Regions from separate parts of the Homo sapiens genome. Here region 1 is linked to region 2. The links are chromatin loops, found by intact Hi-C in ENCODE. Cell type or tissue: K562. All regions are shown on one strand. Each heading gives the region's core, and the rest is flanking DNA. Links, peaks and the distances in the headings are about the cores only. Region 1 overlaps CUX2 (cut like homeobox 2). Region 2 overlaps CUX2 (cut like homeobox 2).

The links. A loop is a pair of places that touch in the nucleus more often than their neighbours do. Peaks named below come from ENCODE experiments on the same cell type or tissue, not always from the same donor. Only the 100,000 strongest peaks of a DNase experiment are listed, where the experiment ranks them.
Region 1: it touches region 2 in a loop (1.8-fold over the local background); 1 of 110 quality-filtered maps calls a loop at or near these places.

What each region holds. Positions count from the first base shown.
Region 1 is chr12:111,062,458-111,070,785 of GRCh38, reverse strand. The region is part of intron 1 of CUX2 (cut like homeobox 2); the gene reads right to left. Among named protein-coding and RNA genes, the nearest start is that of CUX2, 32 kb to the right of the region's middle. In K562, for the core only: no CTCF peak of the experiment used is centred there; a DNase peak (open chromatin) is centred at 3,545; H3K27me3 peaks cover 3,447 bases.
Region 2 is chr12:111,240,117-111,248,444 of GRCh38, reverse strand. All of the region lies in intron 3 of CUX2 (cut like homeobox 2), which reads right to left. Among named protein-coding and RNA genes, the nearest start is that of MIR6760, 60 kb to the left of the region's middle. In K562, for the core only: no CTCF peak of the experiment used is centred there; no DNase peak of the experiment used is centred there; H3K27me3 peaks cover 3,523 bases.

The sequences.
Region 1 (8,328 bases), core at 98-8,097, 180 kb after region 2:
AGGTTGGAGGGAGCAGGGAGGGATGAAGTAGTAGAGCACGGATGATTTTTAGGGCAGCAAAAATCCTAGGTATGATACTATGATGGCAGATATATGTCATTATACACTTGTCCAAGCCCATAGAACATACCACACCAAGAATGAATCCTAATGTAAACTACAGACTCTGGGTAATGATGTGTCAATGTACATTGATTTGTAACAAATGTACGATTCTGGTGGGAGATGCTGATAATGGGGGAGGCTATGCACATATTGGGGCAGAGAGGATACGGCAACTCTCGATTTTGTTGTGAACCTAAAACTGCTGTAAAGAAAATCTTGAAAAAGAAGGAAGGAAGGAAGGAAGGAAGGAAGGAAGGAAGGAAGGAAGGAAGGAAGGAAGGAAGGAAAGAAGGAAGGAAGGAAGAAGGGAGGGAGGGAGGGAGAGAGGGAAGGGAGGAAGGGAAGGAAGGAAGGGAGAGAGGGAGGACAAACCCATAGATAGTGTTAACAACGGTTTTATTTCTTGTGTGGCCCTAGAAGGTTGTCCAGAGACCCCCACTTGCTGAAGCTGGGCAGGATGTCTTCAGGCACACCCATTCCCTTCTCCCACTCCCTGGATATCTGAGACTCTGGCTCCCTACGCCTCCATGGCTGCTGTGGGCAGTTCAGAGACTTACAAACTCCTTGTAAGACCAGGCAGAGCATGGAGGTGTGTGCCTAGGCCTCAAGTCAGGGAAGGCAGCCAAGCTCTGCGGCCAGGAGCTCCCAGGCCGGCATCCCCCATGCAGCGACCCTCCCATCCTCATCACAGGAGCTGGGCCCTGGGGCTGTCTAAAGCCATGCTCTAGGGTCCTGTAGAGACTGAAGCCCACACAGGTATCATCTAGAAGCACACCTAGGCATGGTGACTTTTTTATTAGGAGCTGAACTCCCGCCTCCCCAACTGAAGTCCTAACCCCCAGGACTTCAGAATGTGTGTTTGGAGACTGTATTTGGAGCAGGGCCTTTAAAGATGTATTTAAGGTAAAAATGAGATCATGACAGTGGGCCCTAATTCAATCTGATGGGTGTCCTTCTAATAAGAGATTAAGACACAGACATGCCCAGGGTATGACCATGTGAAGACACAGGGAGAAGACAGGCATCTATAAGCCAATAAGAGAGGCCTCAGAAAGAACCTGCTGAAACCTTGATCTCAAACTTCTAACCTCCAGAGCTATGAGAAAATAACACACACACACGCGCGCGCACACACACACACACACACACACACACACACAGAGCAAGGCTTTGTTTATGGCCAGCCTTAGGATGGAGGGGTTGCTGACTGAGGGTTTACAGAGAGGTGATGCTTTAAGCTGGGCCCTGATGGATGAACAGGAGTCCACTGGACAGACGAAGTATGGAAAGTTACTGTGGGCAAGGGGAAGAGCACGGAAGAGGGAGAAAATACTGCCCTTCAGAGCTGTGCTAACTTTAATATGGCAGCACATGGGCTGAGAGGAAGGGTCAGCCAGGGTGAACCTGGAGAAGTGAGCACTTACTATGTATTGGGCTCCGTGCTAAGGAAGTAATTTTCCCATACTGTCTTCACTAAACCTAACAACCCCATTCTTCAGATAGGAAAACTGAGGCTCAGAGATTTGAACCCAGACCCATTCTGACTCCAGGGCCACATTCCTTTTTTTCTTTCTTTTAGACCGAGTCTTGCTCTGTCACCAGGCTGGAATGCAGAGGTGCGATCTACGGACACTGCAACCTTACCTTCCTGGGTTCAAGCAATTCTCCTGCCTCAGCCTCCCGAGTAGCTGAGATTACAGGTACAGGCCACCCAGTCCGGCTATTTTTTGTATTATTAGTAGAGATGGGGTTTCACCATGTTGGCCAGGCTGGTCTCGAACTCCTGACCTCAAATGATCCACCCGCCTCGGCCTCCCAAAGTGCTGGGATGACAGGCATGAGCCACCAAACCCTGCCCAGGGCCACATTCTTAACCATGAGATTTTCCCCTCCTGTCCAACAGGAGGGCCATGGGGGCATTACCGGCACCCCGTCTCCTCTCCTCTCAGGGTGCAAACAGCCCCTGACATGGGCACACGAATCAGGGAAGAAGGGGGCGGAGTTGAACCACGCAAGGCAGAGCAGGTGAGCTACAAAGGCACTGCTGCAGGGCCCTGCCGGGAACACAGGAGAAAACACCAGCTGCTCAAACCAGCATCGCTTTTCATCTCCTCAGAAAATGGATGCGCTCCTGGGTCCCCGGAGAGCCCAGAGTTTGGGCTGAAGGCTTTCTGGAAAAAAATAAAAAAGCTCACTGTTGCAGGCGTCTCCACAGTCACCCCGGGTGACGCCTGACACTTCACCGCAGCACTCGCTGACAAGCGTCTTCAAAGGACAGAAATCGGCCGGCTGGCTGGCTTTTCATACAGATGTCATTCATCCACAGGAAGCACTTTTCCCTGTGCATTGTGAGAGTTATTTTGGTTCGAGGAAGCCAACCCCAGAGCAAATCCAAGAAAGAAAGAAAAGGAAGAGGGAAAGTGGGGAGGGCAACTCCGGCAAAATTAGAAAAAGTGGCATTTGGGTAAACTGCACACAAAACAATCTTTTCCAAGATGATCTTTTTTTGAGATCAAAGATAAAGCGGGGAGAACTATGCAGAACGAAGCAGGTGTGGTGGGCTTGGGGACACGGGAGGGACTTCGCCAGGCTCTGCAGGCCACTTTTTAAAAGTGGGCAAAAGCCATTCCCTGCTGGACTAGGGTATGATCGGTGGGGAGGGCAGGTAACTCTTGCTAGAGGGGTCGTGATGGGCTGCCCTGAAAAGAATCTGAGGCAGGGGGTGGAACTATTCCACATCTGCTGAAGCTCTGCGCGGGACCTTATTTCTCAGGGTGGTTCAGTGACACGAACATGGCCATGTCACTGCCCAAATGTTCCTTCTTCTGGGATACTCAAATCCCAAGGGTGGTGGAGTTCTGCCCAGGCCTGTGTCCTGGCACACCCTATGGCCTCCCTCTGTCCCCTTGTTCTCCACATGATGTTCTTCAAACAACAGGGTACATCCTGCACCAGACCCGCCTATCAACACCAGGCCAGGTTGGCAGACATGACTTGTGTCTGATTCACCTTTGGAGAATTTTGGTCACACAGAATGGAGTGGCCAAGAGTTCCCGGAACCTTCCATGGGGAGACATGTTTTGGGGGTGTTTCTGATTGTAGGTGGCAGAAACTCGGTCTGAACAAGCTTAAACAACCAAATACACAAATAAAAACATGGGTTGGGCTCCTGTAATCAAACGATAAAGAGAGAGAATGCCCTCAGGATGATTCAAATCAGGACTCTGTCTCTTAGCCTCTCCCTGCAGGCTGGTTTCACTCTGTCCCCATGAAATTGTCTGAAACCCTGCCTCCAGGCGGCTCTAGACTTCCTTCCTTCAGGCTTCCTTCCTTTCTTCCTTCCCACGTCTCAGCTATAGGGACAACAGAGACCTGCTCCAGCTGAAAAGTACCAGAGAATTCTGATTGGCCCAGCTTAAGTCATGTGACTCTCTGGTGGTCCAATCACTGTAGCCAGAGGGATGGCATACTATGACTGGCAGCTTCCCTGTCTTCCTGGGTTGAGTCACATGACTGTGTAGAGGTGGAAAGCATGAAGAAAGGTCACTACAGGAATAGTGGTGGGGTGCAGGGCTGCTACCCCAAGTTGTATCTGTGACACGATGGCCTCTGGAGCACCCAAGGGCCAGTCCACCTCCCCAGCCTGACTTCTCCAAGTCGGTTATCATGAGAAACAGACTCATAACGGCCATTCCAGTCACAAACATTCATTGGAGGTGCTCCCTGGAGGACTCACCATGTACCAGGTGCTTGGCCAAGTGCCTTCCATGAATGATCTCACTGGATCCTTAACAGCAACCCTCTGTCATCCCACCTTGCAGTTGGAGAAGCTGATGCTCAGAGAGGGGCAGAGGCTCACTCAAGATCACACAGCTTGTAAAAGGCAGAGCTGGGAGTTGAACTTGATTCCAATGGATTTTAAAGCCAGAGCTCTTCACCCTGACACCATTCTGACCCTCCTCCTTAGAGCAGTCAAGTTCCCCTAGAGCAGAGCAAGGGGATTTACATGCTGGAATACACTGACCATGGGGTGGTGTCCTCTAGCAGAGATACTTGTCACTTGTATAAAGTGAACTCCCCTCACCCCTCACCCAATGGGTGCTTAACAAACGTTGGCTGAACTGGACTCCAGCTCCAGGCAGAGGTAAGGTAGAGAGACTCCCAGGATTTGTTCAGCCTTTGGTCCCTGTGAGTGACAAAGTGGGCTCAGACCCCAGGGTAAGTGAAAAGTGTCAGGTCACCAGTGAAGCAGGAGGCTACCAGACCTTCTAAAAAGAATTCTAAAGGAGAAACTAATTTTCATTACATTGAGAGGACTTCAGTGTCCAGTAACATGGAAGACAATATAACCTGAAATGCTCCCACTATAAAACACCCAGAAATACTGGATAAGGTATACCAGCATCCCTTTAAATATATAGGTCAGTTCTGGAAAAAGTAAGAAATTCCCAAGGGCCAAAACTGAAGAGGGAACTCACTCAGACTGCTAAGTATGTGAACCAATAATTAAGTGCCCTCTGCAATAAAGGAGTGGGGCATGGGATAGATAGGTGCCCATCTTAGTACTGAAGAGGCCTTCACACTCAGCGAGTATGTGGATCAGAACACCTCTATCCACTAACACTGGAAGAAGACATGCCTTGATCTGTCTCTGCCTTGCCTCTAGTTTGGAAAACCAAAAGGTAGCTTCCCCTGAGAATGTATAACCATAATCCTGCACTCGCATGGGTTTGGAGTTCAAATTGATTGTCCCTTTGGAATTCTCAGACTTGAGTATGGATCAGAATCACCTGGGCAATTTGTTAAAATAGAAACTGCTGGGTCCCACTGCCAGGATTCCTGACTCAGGAGATCTGGGTTGGAGCTCGACAATTTGCATGTCTAACAAATTTCTTGGGGATGCTGATGCTGCTGGTCCAGGGACCACACTTTGAGAACTACTGTTCTCTGCCAAGAAATTAACTTAAAAATCATTCTCACATGGTAATACTGCTGGACATTAAGCCAAAACAAATACAAAATATTTCTATTAATAACACAGGGGTGGCTGGGTGCGGTGGCTCATGCCTATAATCCCAGCACTTTGGGAGGTCAAGGCTGGTGGATTACCTGAGGTCAGGAGTTCGAGACCAGCCTGACCAATGTGGTCAAACCCCGTCTCTACTAAAAATACAAAAACTAGCCAGGCATGGTGATGTGCACCTGTAGTCCCAGCTACTCAGGAGGCTGAGACAGGAGAATTGCTTGAACTCAGGAGAGGCGGAGTTTGCAGTGAGCCGAGATCGTGCCACTGCACTCCAGCCTGGGCAACAGAGCAAGACTCCGTCTCAAACAAACAAACCAAAAAACAAGGGTGAGCAAACAGTGACCTGTAGGCCAAATCCCATCGGCCCTGGGTCAAATCCAGCCCCACTCATTAGTTTATTTCTTGTTTATCACTGCTTTTGCACAAAGGCAGAGTTAAGTCATTGTGTTAGAGACTGTAGTCTGCAAAGTGAAAAATATTTGCTATCTGGATGACTTCTGCACTAAGGTCAATCCTGGTCACATAGAATTCACAGAGATACAAGCCTACCAAAGATGACCTCTCAATCCAAAATTACAAAACACATGGGGAACTGGTCTACCATAGATCAACAGGCAACATTAGCAGGATCACACCCAAGAACTTCAGATAATGAAATTATTATACACAGACTATAAAAACAGCAGAGAGTCAGAGTCTACATTTAGCAACTCTTAGGTCTTTAACCAGAAGGAATTATGAGGATGATATTTACTGAGTACTGTATGCCGGGCATTGGGCCCAGTGCTTTATATACTCCAAGTCCTTTCCACATGAAGCCACTCAACATTAGGTAAAAAAGACTGAGGCTCAGAGATGGGTCATTCACTTGCCCAATTTCACAGCAAATATGAGGCAGAGCCAGGATAAAACCCAGGCCTTGGGTTGAAACCCACTTCTAGGCAGTTCCAAATTCTATGCCTCACTTCCACCCCAGAGCAAGGTGCATGATAAAAGTAGGAGCTCTTAACTTGGGGTACATGGCTAGATTTGGGGGAATCTTGCAACTCCCTGAAACTACATGCAAAATGCTAAGTCTCCATCATATTTCTAAAAAGAAGATCCATAGCTTTCATCAGATTCTCAAAATCAAAGCCCTGAGATAGCCAGACTCAAATCCAGGCCTTCTCTCCATGCTAGACCAGAATCATATTAATGGTGAACATTTCTTGTGCATGATGCCAACTGACACCACTTGAATGTTATAAGCGTATGTTTAAATCCCATGATAGCCCTACGAGGAAGTTATTTTATCCCCATTTTATAGATGAGAAAACTGAGGCCACAGAGGGGTCAGGTAACTTGCCTGAAATCCCACAATTAGCAGGTGGTTGAACAGGGAACCCAGAGTCAAACCCTCTCACCTGCACACTTCTCACCTGCCACATCGCCTCCTGCTGCTGGTGGTAACCAGCTCTCTGATTCTGAATCCAATCATTTGTCTCTACAAGCTTGGAAGGCCCAGGGTCTTTCCTGCCCACTCCTAAGCCATTTGCACACGCACAAGAAACACAAGGCTCCTTCTACCTTGATTTTGAGGTAAAGCCCCTTTCTTGATCCCAACGTCCATGTCCAAAGAACATTTCCAAGGCCAGCCAGACAGGAAGCAAATATTTCCCAGAGAACATTCATTCCCCTGTCCCCACCACCTTGCCGGGTGCATGTCCAGACACCAGCTACCTACTTGGCTGGTGCCTCGCTCCTCGACAGCGTAAACACACATTTACCCAATTTTTCACAATGAGCAATATTTACTCAACAGCCCAGAATGGCTCATATGGAACTATTAAACCCCATTGCCTCCGTCTGCAGCTCGGAGTGCAATAATGAATCAGTATTTTGGAGCGATTACGATGCTAATAAGAATGTGTGAGGCACAGAATAATGCTATGCAGGGGCGGCCGCCAAATCCCCCGGACTCGCTACCTCCCTTCCTCTGGGAATTTTACCCTTCCAGGAGCCAGCCTGCCTGAGAACCCCCAGCCCCCAAGGCAGGCCCTGCTGGAGTTACTGGAGCACCAGACTGATCTAAAACGGAAGCCCACCGTATCTCAAAGTGCAGGCCCCATGAGGCCAACCTTTGCCGGGGCTGTGGGAGGCGATGGTGCCGCCTCGCGATGTCCCAAAGGCCCCAGAGCCACCTATGCTGGTTGGGACCTGGAGCTCTAGCACAGCGTCTCACATGCTCACACACGTACAGATACTGGAGGAAAAAAAATACTCATTCCCTCAGGCTGCACGCCTGGAGCAATGTTGGACTGCAGGGTGGTGGGGGGAGGGGGTGTTTGCTTGCTGTTGTTTTTTTTGGATCCTTCTCTTTTTCACAAGCCCCTAGGTAAATAATACATGGCAGAAAAGAAGCCTGTATTTGAATGTGGTGAGGACCACCCTCAACCCCCTCCTCATCTGCCCAGGGAAATTGCTTTATTCTTGTGCCAACCTTGGGAGACTGGGGAACTTTCTGGATGCCCAGGGAGGCCAGACATACAGACTTGGGCCAGAGGATGGTGGAGGCAACAGCTAAGCCTCCTTGTCTGGCCAGGTCTCCCAGCCCAGGCTCTCTGTCCTCAAACCCCTTCAATCCTCCTCCTCTTTCGTCCCCTCCCATTCATGATAACGACCTCAGCAGGGCCTACAAGCCTCATGGGACCCTGCCCTGTCCCCTGCTTCTCAGACACATCCTGCCTATCTGCCCTTCACCCTGCACTCCAGCCACACTGCCCACCTTTCACTTGCTGGAGCCAGAGGTATGGTCTCCCACCCCAGGGCCTTCGCACATCTCGCTCCTACCCTCTAACTGGACTACCATGCGCCTCCTCACTGGGCTAACTCAGGAGTCCTTCCCTGACTTCCAGACTAAAGCTGGTCCCTGTAATATGGTCTCATCATTCCTAGCTCATTTCCTCTGCAGCCCTTAGCTGGGCTTGCAACTTCAAATATGTGATTATTTGATTAATGTGGGTCTCTTCAGGGATTTGATTTCTAAACACCACAGAGACCAAAGCACCTCGAGAGCAGAGAGCATGTCTGTTTTCATCACCAGGGCATCTCCGGCACGTGGCCTGGGCCCAGGCCCACAGTAGGTGCTGAGATAAATACTTGTTGAATGGATGACTCCCCTCGCTCGAGCCGTCTCCCAGCTCTGCTTCCCTAGTGAC
Region 2 (8,328 bases), core at 249-8,248:
TCCATGTGAGTCCTGCACACAGAAGAGGCCCTTCTGACTCAGTTCCAACCTGGGCTTGGAGAAAAAGGCCATTTGCGGTGCCTGCAGGAACGTGAGACTTCCTGGGTGGTGAGGCATGCCTAGGTGGAGAAAGAACTAGCAGCTTTCCTGGAACACTCTGTGCCTCAGTGTCCCCACCTAGAGAGCAGGGACATCGGGACCCAGCTGGGGTGTGAAGACACCAGCAGTTAAAAGATATGCTTTGGGCCAGACGCAGTGGCTCACGCCTATAATCCCGGCACTCTGGGAGGCCAAGGTGGGTGGATCACCTGAGGTCAGGAGTTCAAGACCAGCCTGGCCAACATGGTGAAACCCTGTCTCTACTAAAAATATGGAAAAAAAATTAGCCAGGCGTGGTGGCGGGCACCTGTACTTCGGTTGCTGAGGCAGGAGAATCACTTGAACCCAGAGTCTGAGGCTGCAGTGAGCCAAGATTGCACCACTGCACTCTAGCCTGGGTGACAGAGCAAGAGACTCTGTCTCAAAAACAAAGAAACAAACAAACAAAAGATATGCTTTGTTCACTGTTAAACACAGGGTGAGGTTGGCCAGGCCACAGACGGTTCTTGGAATTTCTGGCCAAAGGGTTGTGAGGGTGTGTGAGAAGATGACATCATCTAGGGGGAACATGAGGGGTGGACGCCCCTGGAACATGAGGGCTGAAGCCAAAAAACCAGAGCGTGGGCAGAGGGTCAGCAATGCCAAGAACCCCTCTCCCCATCCTGCCCCCAGCAACAGGCGCCCTCTTGAGACTTGGGGCTGTCCAGGGTCTACATGCCAGGCCCCAGTGACACCTGCTGCCCCCTGACCTGGCTTGGTGATCCTGACCTGGCCCATGAACTCTCGCCACCCTGTGCTCTCTCAGCCCTGTGCTGCAGTAGCCATGTCTCTGGGAAGGCTGCAGGGATCCCAAGTGGCAGCGGCCTCCCCTTTGCAGTGATCCTGACAAGTTCTCCGAAATACCAGCTCAGAAGAGCGGAGCTAAAAGAACATGTCTGCCCTTTCTGGAAAGGCGGCTGCCCAAATGTCACTGAAGTGCTACCCTGCCCAGGCTTTTAAATATAGCAGCGTCCTTTCTGGACGTATCTGTGGAGTGTGGCTGGAGACAGCCCCGGGAGAGCCTCAGCCGGGCATGCATGCCCTCCACTGTCTGATCCCAGCCCAGTCTAGCCGGGGTCCTTGCTGCCTAACTTTCCACGTGCGGTGCTCGCTATGGACTCAGCCGTCTGCAGTGGGCTCCAGAGGTGAGGAGCCTGGGTTTGATTCCCAGTAAATGCCTCCCTCTTTGTGGCCTTGGGCACAAATATCCACATCTGAGGGTTATCATCAGGATTAAGGTGATGATACATAAAAGGTGCTTAGCACATAGCCTAGCAAACAGAAGATACTCAATAGATGTTGATTTTATTATCATTATGATCCTTGATGTACACAGCCCTATGCCAAGATGAACAAAACACAGCCCCAGCCCCTCAGTCCTAGAGTCAGAAAGACATAGACCACAGCAGAGGGTGGCAGGGAAGCAGCGCTTTGAGGAGGGACAGTCAAGGACGGAGTCATGTACCCTGCAGGGCACAGCTAGGAGGGCTTCAAGGAGGAAGAGGCACAGGCTCACACAAGAGAGGCAGGCCGTTGATTCAACAGGAGGGAGAGCAGTTGCATACAAAGGTGAGAGGTGAGAAAGGACCTCGCCTTGCCAGACAACACCCACAGTCCATTCCTCTAAGTCCAACTTTGCAAACGTGGAGTCTGTGGTCCAAATTCCACATGCACTTTGTTTTGCTCAGGTTTTAAAAATGATTGATGTTAGCCAATCTTTAAGAATCCGGAGATTTTTGTTTTTTGCATAAAAATCAAGATTTCCAGCTTCTCTGGAAGAATTGGAAGATGTGGCCACAGTAGTGTCACGTTCCCCCATTATAATCACATTGATCACACAAAGAGGAATACAGTGAATTGGAGGGTGGCCAGTGTGCTGGGCACCGTTTTAAGTGCTTTATATGTATTAAGTCTAGAAATCATCCTAAAAGCCCTGTGAGGAAGGTGCCTGTGCTGGTAAAGGTTTAACAAGTGGCTGACTGGTGAGAAAAAATAAAAAAGGTCTGATTTGTAGTGTCTGCCAATGGCTGTGGTGTAAATACTCCCACCATGGCAGATTTCATGCAATCAGTGTCACTGATGGTGGCGTTCACTATATGAATCTCTGTGTCACACCAGTGGCAGGTGCGGTTATCATTTCTACTTTCCAGATGAGGAAACTGAGGCGCAGAGAAGTCAAGAGACTTGCCCCGGGTCATGCAGCTAGGAAAGCTGGCAGAGTAGGGATCGGGAGACAGAGCAGCTTGGCCCTGAAGTTTGTGCTCTCAGCTCCTGAAATGAGCTGCAAGACCAGACTGCTTTAATCTGCCTGAGCGGGGTACAGGCCACTCCTTCAGATGGCTTACAGAGTCCCCACCTGCCCCAGTCCCCACGCCTCCCTGTTGTCTCATCTGTGCCTGCGTTGTCCATTTTGTGCACCTGCCAGGCCCCCGTGGGTAACTGAGGTTGCAACTCTGCTTTGGGGATGAAACGCCACCCTGGTCCTACTTTTCTGTTTGTGTCCAGGTTGTGGACCTGGACACAAACAGGAGGCACTTGGGTGGGGCATACCCAGCTCCTTTTCCTCTGTCCCTACCCTGTCCCCTTGCACCTGACACAAAACGCAGAGAAAACCTCTTAGCTCGAATGCTCCTTATTGTTTTCTCATTCTCTTTTTCCCAGGAATACCAGCAGCATCATTTTTCTTTGAGACAGGGTCTCGCTCTGTTGCCCAGACTGGTGCAGTGGTGTAATCATGGCTCACTGCAGCCTCGATCTCCTGGGCTCAAGTGATCCTCCCACCTCAGCCTCTGGAGTAGGTGGGAACACAGGGGTGTGCCACCATGTCTGGTTTATTAAAAAAAGAAAAATTGTGCTTCTGGATGACTAGATAGATAGCATCAAAACAATGGAAAAAAATTAAGAAAAAAGTAAAAAAAAATTTTTTTTTTTGGGTAGAGATGGGGGTCTCACTATGTTGCCCAGGGTGGTCTCAAACTCCTGGGCTCAAGTGATCCTCCTGCCTTGGCCTCCCAAAGTGCTGGGATTACGAGCGTGAGTCACTGTGCCTGGCTGCACCACCAATTTAATATAAGCATTTTTTCTGCTCTCCTTCTCACCTCCTGCCATACCATAGAACAAAACTTTGAAACAACATGATTTATAAGGGAAAAAAATACCAAGAACAGTTCACCTTGGGTTGGAAATACAAATGGTGCTGTATCCCCTATGCTCTGTGGGGAGAAGTTGCTTCCATTTCTCAGAGTAGGGGGGCTTGGATGGGGACCCCATTTTTCATTCTGTTTCTCAAAGACAAGCAGCCTTGAGAAGCCCCCACAACAGCCTTCATTGCTCCCAGCTAAGAGCCCAGGATGGCAGCAAATGAGGGAGAGGCATGTATTTGGTGGGAAGCATGGAAATAATCATGTGTGAGTAGATTTTTGAAGTAATTTAATTACCTTGCACAGCAATGAAATCTGGTTTCTGCTTTCATTAATGACCAATGACATGGGCTGAGGTTTCCTGACACCCTGGGGGAGAGGAGTTTATGCAACCCCAGGCAGCCTCAACTGTTCTGTTCTGATCAGTCCTGACCTTGCTACCAATTGCCCCCTGCCCCTGCCTTGGGATTGACTAGGCTGTACACTGGGAAAATCCTGATGGAAGTGCCCAGCATTACCTGTAAGTAGATTTGCTAAAAACATTGAACCTGAACCTGATCATGCCTCTAGATCCAACTGCTCATACATAGCAAATACAAGGATGGAAGAACAAGTTAAATGACACCACGGGGTCGTGATCAGCAAAATCTCAGCTAGAGGTAACGGAACTTGCTCAATGTCTTGCAGCTCCGGACAGAGCTGGGATTGAACCCAAGCTCATGAGCACAGTGCTATCTAGCGACAACATGGGGAGCTGGAGAAAGCACAGCTGGGCTTCCCAGAGGACGGGACAAGCACCCAGAAGAACAGCCCAGAACCAAGGTGGGTACTTCCCCACTAGGGGTGAGGTCCCTCCTGCAGCCCCCTCTCTAGGCCGACTTTCTCAGCTGCCCCACACACTTCCTGGGTGGAAAGTGCCCATCACAATGGCTGCCTCAGCTTCTGGGTTCACCCTACAGCACCCATGCTAACAACCCAGTTTGGGAGGCCAAGGTAGGAGGATTGCTTGAGCCCAGGATTTCGAGACCAGCCTGGGGAACTCTGCCTCTTTAAAAAAACAAAAACAAAAAAAAACCCAAAAAGCTAATAACCCAGACCAGTCAAAACCAACCAGTTCTGAATTCAAACTCCTGGGATAATGAATATCATTGGCTTAGCTTGAGACCAGCATCAGCCCCTGGTCCAATCAGCTGCAGTCAGAGGAAAGTTTTTAGGAAAAACTGTTCTGGTCACTTCCACATACAAAGAGCAGGCACATGTGCTCACGAACACACATGCACACACACATACAGGAAGGGATGGACAGGGAGCTTACAGATGAGAAGACATGGCTTGACCAACTTGTCTCAGTTTGCCTGGGACTTTCTTGGTTTTAGCATGGAAATTTGTGCACCTCAAGACCTTCCCAGTTTTAAAACTGAAAGTTCTGCTTGCCGGGAACCCCTCAGTCCAGGGCCAAGCTGTGACAGTTGATCACTCTACTTAAGAGGTACATCTTAGCCAGACATGGTGGTGCATGCCCGTAGTCCCAGCTACTTGGGAGGCTGAGGTGGGAGGATCACTTGAGCCCAGGAATTTGAGGCTGCAGTGAGCTATGATTGCACCACTGCACTCCAGCCTGGGCAACAGAGCGAGACCCTGTCTCAAAAAAAAAAAAAAAAAAAAAAAAAGGCACATCAACCAATCATAATGTGTGAACCTATTTGAGTCCTGATATAAACAAAAATCTGTTTCAAAAAATGGGAGGGCTAACCAGGGACACTGGGTATTTGATGACATTAAGAAAGTACTATTAAAATTTTGAGGGTAGATCATATTGTGGTTACATTTAAAAAGAGATTCCTTTTTTCAGAAATATATACTAAAATATTTACAGGTAAAATGATACAATGACTTGAGTTTTCTTCAAAATAATCTAGAGGTGTGAGAGGAAGGTGGCTATGCAGGAATAGTTGTTGAAACTGGGTCCATGGGACTGACCAATTATTTTATTCTCTTTACTTTTGTATGCTGGATTTTTTCCATAATAAAGAGTAAAAGAAAACCTACCAAAATGCCCATCAATGATAGACTGGATAAAGAAAATGTGGCACATATACACCATGGAATACTATGCAGCCATAAAAAAGGATGAGTTCATATCCTTTGCAGGGACATGGATGAAACTGGAAACCATCATATTCAGCAAACTAACACAGGGAGAGAAAATCAAACACCTCATGTTCACACTCGTAAGTGGGAGTTGAACAATGAGAACACATGGACACAGGGAAGGGAACATCACACACCAGGGCCTGTCATGGGGTGGGGGACTAGGGGAAGGATAGCATTAGGAGAAAAACCTAATATAGATGATGGGTTGATGGATGCAGCTGCCCCGGCTGGAATGCAGTGGTGGAATCTCGACTCACTGCAACCTCTGCCTCCCAGGTTCAAGCGATTCTCCTGCCTCAGCCTCTGGAGTACCTGGGATTACAGGCATGCACCACCACGCCTGGCTAATTTTTGTATTTTTAGTAGAGATGGGGTTTCACCATGTTGGCCAGGCTGGTCTTGAATTCCTGACCTAAGGTGATCTGCCCACCTCGGTCTCCCAAACTGCTGGGATTACAGGCGTGAGCCACCATGTCTGGCCTACAAATCTAATCTAGGAACACAGATCAGCAAACCTGTTTCATCAAGAGCCACGGAGCAAGTATTTTCAGCTTTTCAGGCCACCTGATCTCTGTTGCAACTCCTCAACTCTGCCCTTGTCGTGGGAAAGCAGCTGCAGGAAATATGTGAACGAATGTGCATGGCTGTGTTCCAATAAAACTTTATTTGGCCCACGGGCTATAATTTGCCAACCTCTGGTCTTGAAGGATTCAGTTTCATCACTTATTTGCTGTTGCAACTTAGGAAAGTCACTCAACCTTTAAGGTTTCCTCCCCTGTAAGATGGGGATAATAACAGTTCTGTATCAGGCCAGGATTCAATGCGATAATGAATTGGGCTTGGCCCAGTGTCAAAGTGAGTAGTAGGTCCTCAACAAATAGCAGGTGATACTGTTATTGATCTGTCATACTCTGCTAGAACATTTTGTTCACTGCTTAGAACAGCATCTGGCACATAATAGAAGCCCAATAAATATTTGTTGAAATGATGAACAATTATGTCTGCCCCTGTCAAGCAAAGAAAGCAAGGATGAGAAAACATGGTCTTTTCATGACTTTTCAAACTATCAGCCCATCTTGTACATTGAAAGAGGAAAACTTAGAACAGAGACATGAGTCCTACTTCACACAATAAGGAGTCAGCTCATGAGATCTGCTTCCTAAGACTGCATAGCTGAAGGCTGAGTTTTGTAAAGTGTCACGCTGTCAGGGGTGGTCCCAGGAAGCTGGCCAGCCCAAGTTCTGATGATCAGTATCATGGAAGAAGCAGATTGCTCCAGCTGCCCCTCAAGGGCCTGGCCAGAAACATGGGTTGAATGAGCCATGGGGTCGGGCCAACGTGGGATGTCTACATCCAGTCTTGGCCGCCATGTTGTTTGAAATGAAAATTAACTCTCAACTGTTGGAGTAGGGCTCCTTGGAGCAGGTGCTCCCCTTTCACAGGGAACCTGGGGGTGGGGTGGGGGTGTTAAGTCTTGATCCTAGGAAAAGCATGTGGAAGAATGAAACAAGATGACATCAGGGCTTGGCTCCAATGGGCTAGAACTGGAAGCAACCCATTCTCAGCAGCATGTATTTCTTTATCTTGACTTCTGGACAAACTGCAGACTATTGGGCTCTGCTATGGTTTGGACATGGCTTGTCCCCATCAAAACTCATGTTGAAGTTTGATCCCCAATGCAGCAGTATTGGGAGTCGGGGCCTAGTGAGAAGTGTTTGGGCCGTGGGGGTGGATCTCTCATGAATAGATTAATGTCCTCTCTTGGGAATGGATTATTTCCTGAGAGCAGGTTGTGAAAGAGTCTTGCTTCCTTGGTTTCTCTCTCTTGTTTCCTCTCTCACCATGTGATCTCTGCATACGCCCTCTCCCCTTCCACCTACCACCCCAAGAGGAAGGTGGCCCTCACCAGATGCGGCTTCCCAAACTTGAACTTTGCAGCCATCAGAACGGTGAGCCAAGTAACCCTCTTTTCTTTATACATTACCCAGCCTCAGGTATTTTATGATAGCAACACAAAACGGACTAAGACAGGCCCCTCTCCACTAGCCTCCTGGGTGGCTCTACCTGGTGGCATCTCTGCCCAACTGCTGACATGGGGCTGGTTGGCATCGGCACACCTGCAGAGCTTTCTAGACCCTGAGGTATTAATAGATACCTAACATTTCTGTTTGCTGAGAATCACTCCACCATTCCTCCAGAGAGCAAAAACCCAAATGTCTTCAGGAACCTCACAGGTAGCTAAGTCCAGGAGGTGCAGTAGCCCAGAGGAGATGAGAAGAGAGGCTGAGGGGAGACTGGACTCCATCCAAGGCATTCATACTCAATTTTAGGACAACTCTGTGGTAAGTGACATGAGGGTGGATGAGGTGGATGGCCAGGCTGCTCATTTGTGATCTTCTTTCCTCCCCTAAGATTGGCTGTGGTGGCCATTTTTGCACCGAGGCATTGTCCTGACCTCAGCCGATTGGACCAGGGGCTGACACTGATCTCAGGCTAGACCGGTGATACTCATTAACTCGGGAGTTTGTATTTAGAACTGGTTGATTTTGACTGGTCTGGGTTGTTAGCTTGAGTGCTGTGGGGGAACCCAGAAGGTAAGCAGCTGCTGTCAGGGGGTACCTTCCACCAAAGTCTATGGGGCAGCTGAGAAAGCCAGACTAGAGAGAGGGCTGGAGGGGGGACCCTAGCCCTTGTGGGGGAAGCACCCACCTTGGTTCTGGGCTGTTCACCTGGGTGCTTGTCCCACCCTCTGGGAGGCCCAGTTTTGCTTTGTCTGGCCTCTCATGCCAGAGAGCCACAGGACAGCACTGTGCTAGTGAGCCTGGGCTCAAATCCCAGCTCCACCATTGGCTGTGAGGCCTCAAGCAAATCCTCTCACCTTGATAAGCCTCAGTTT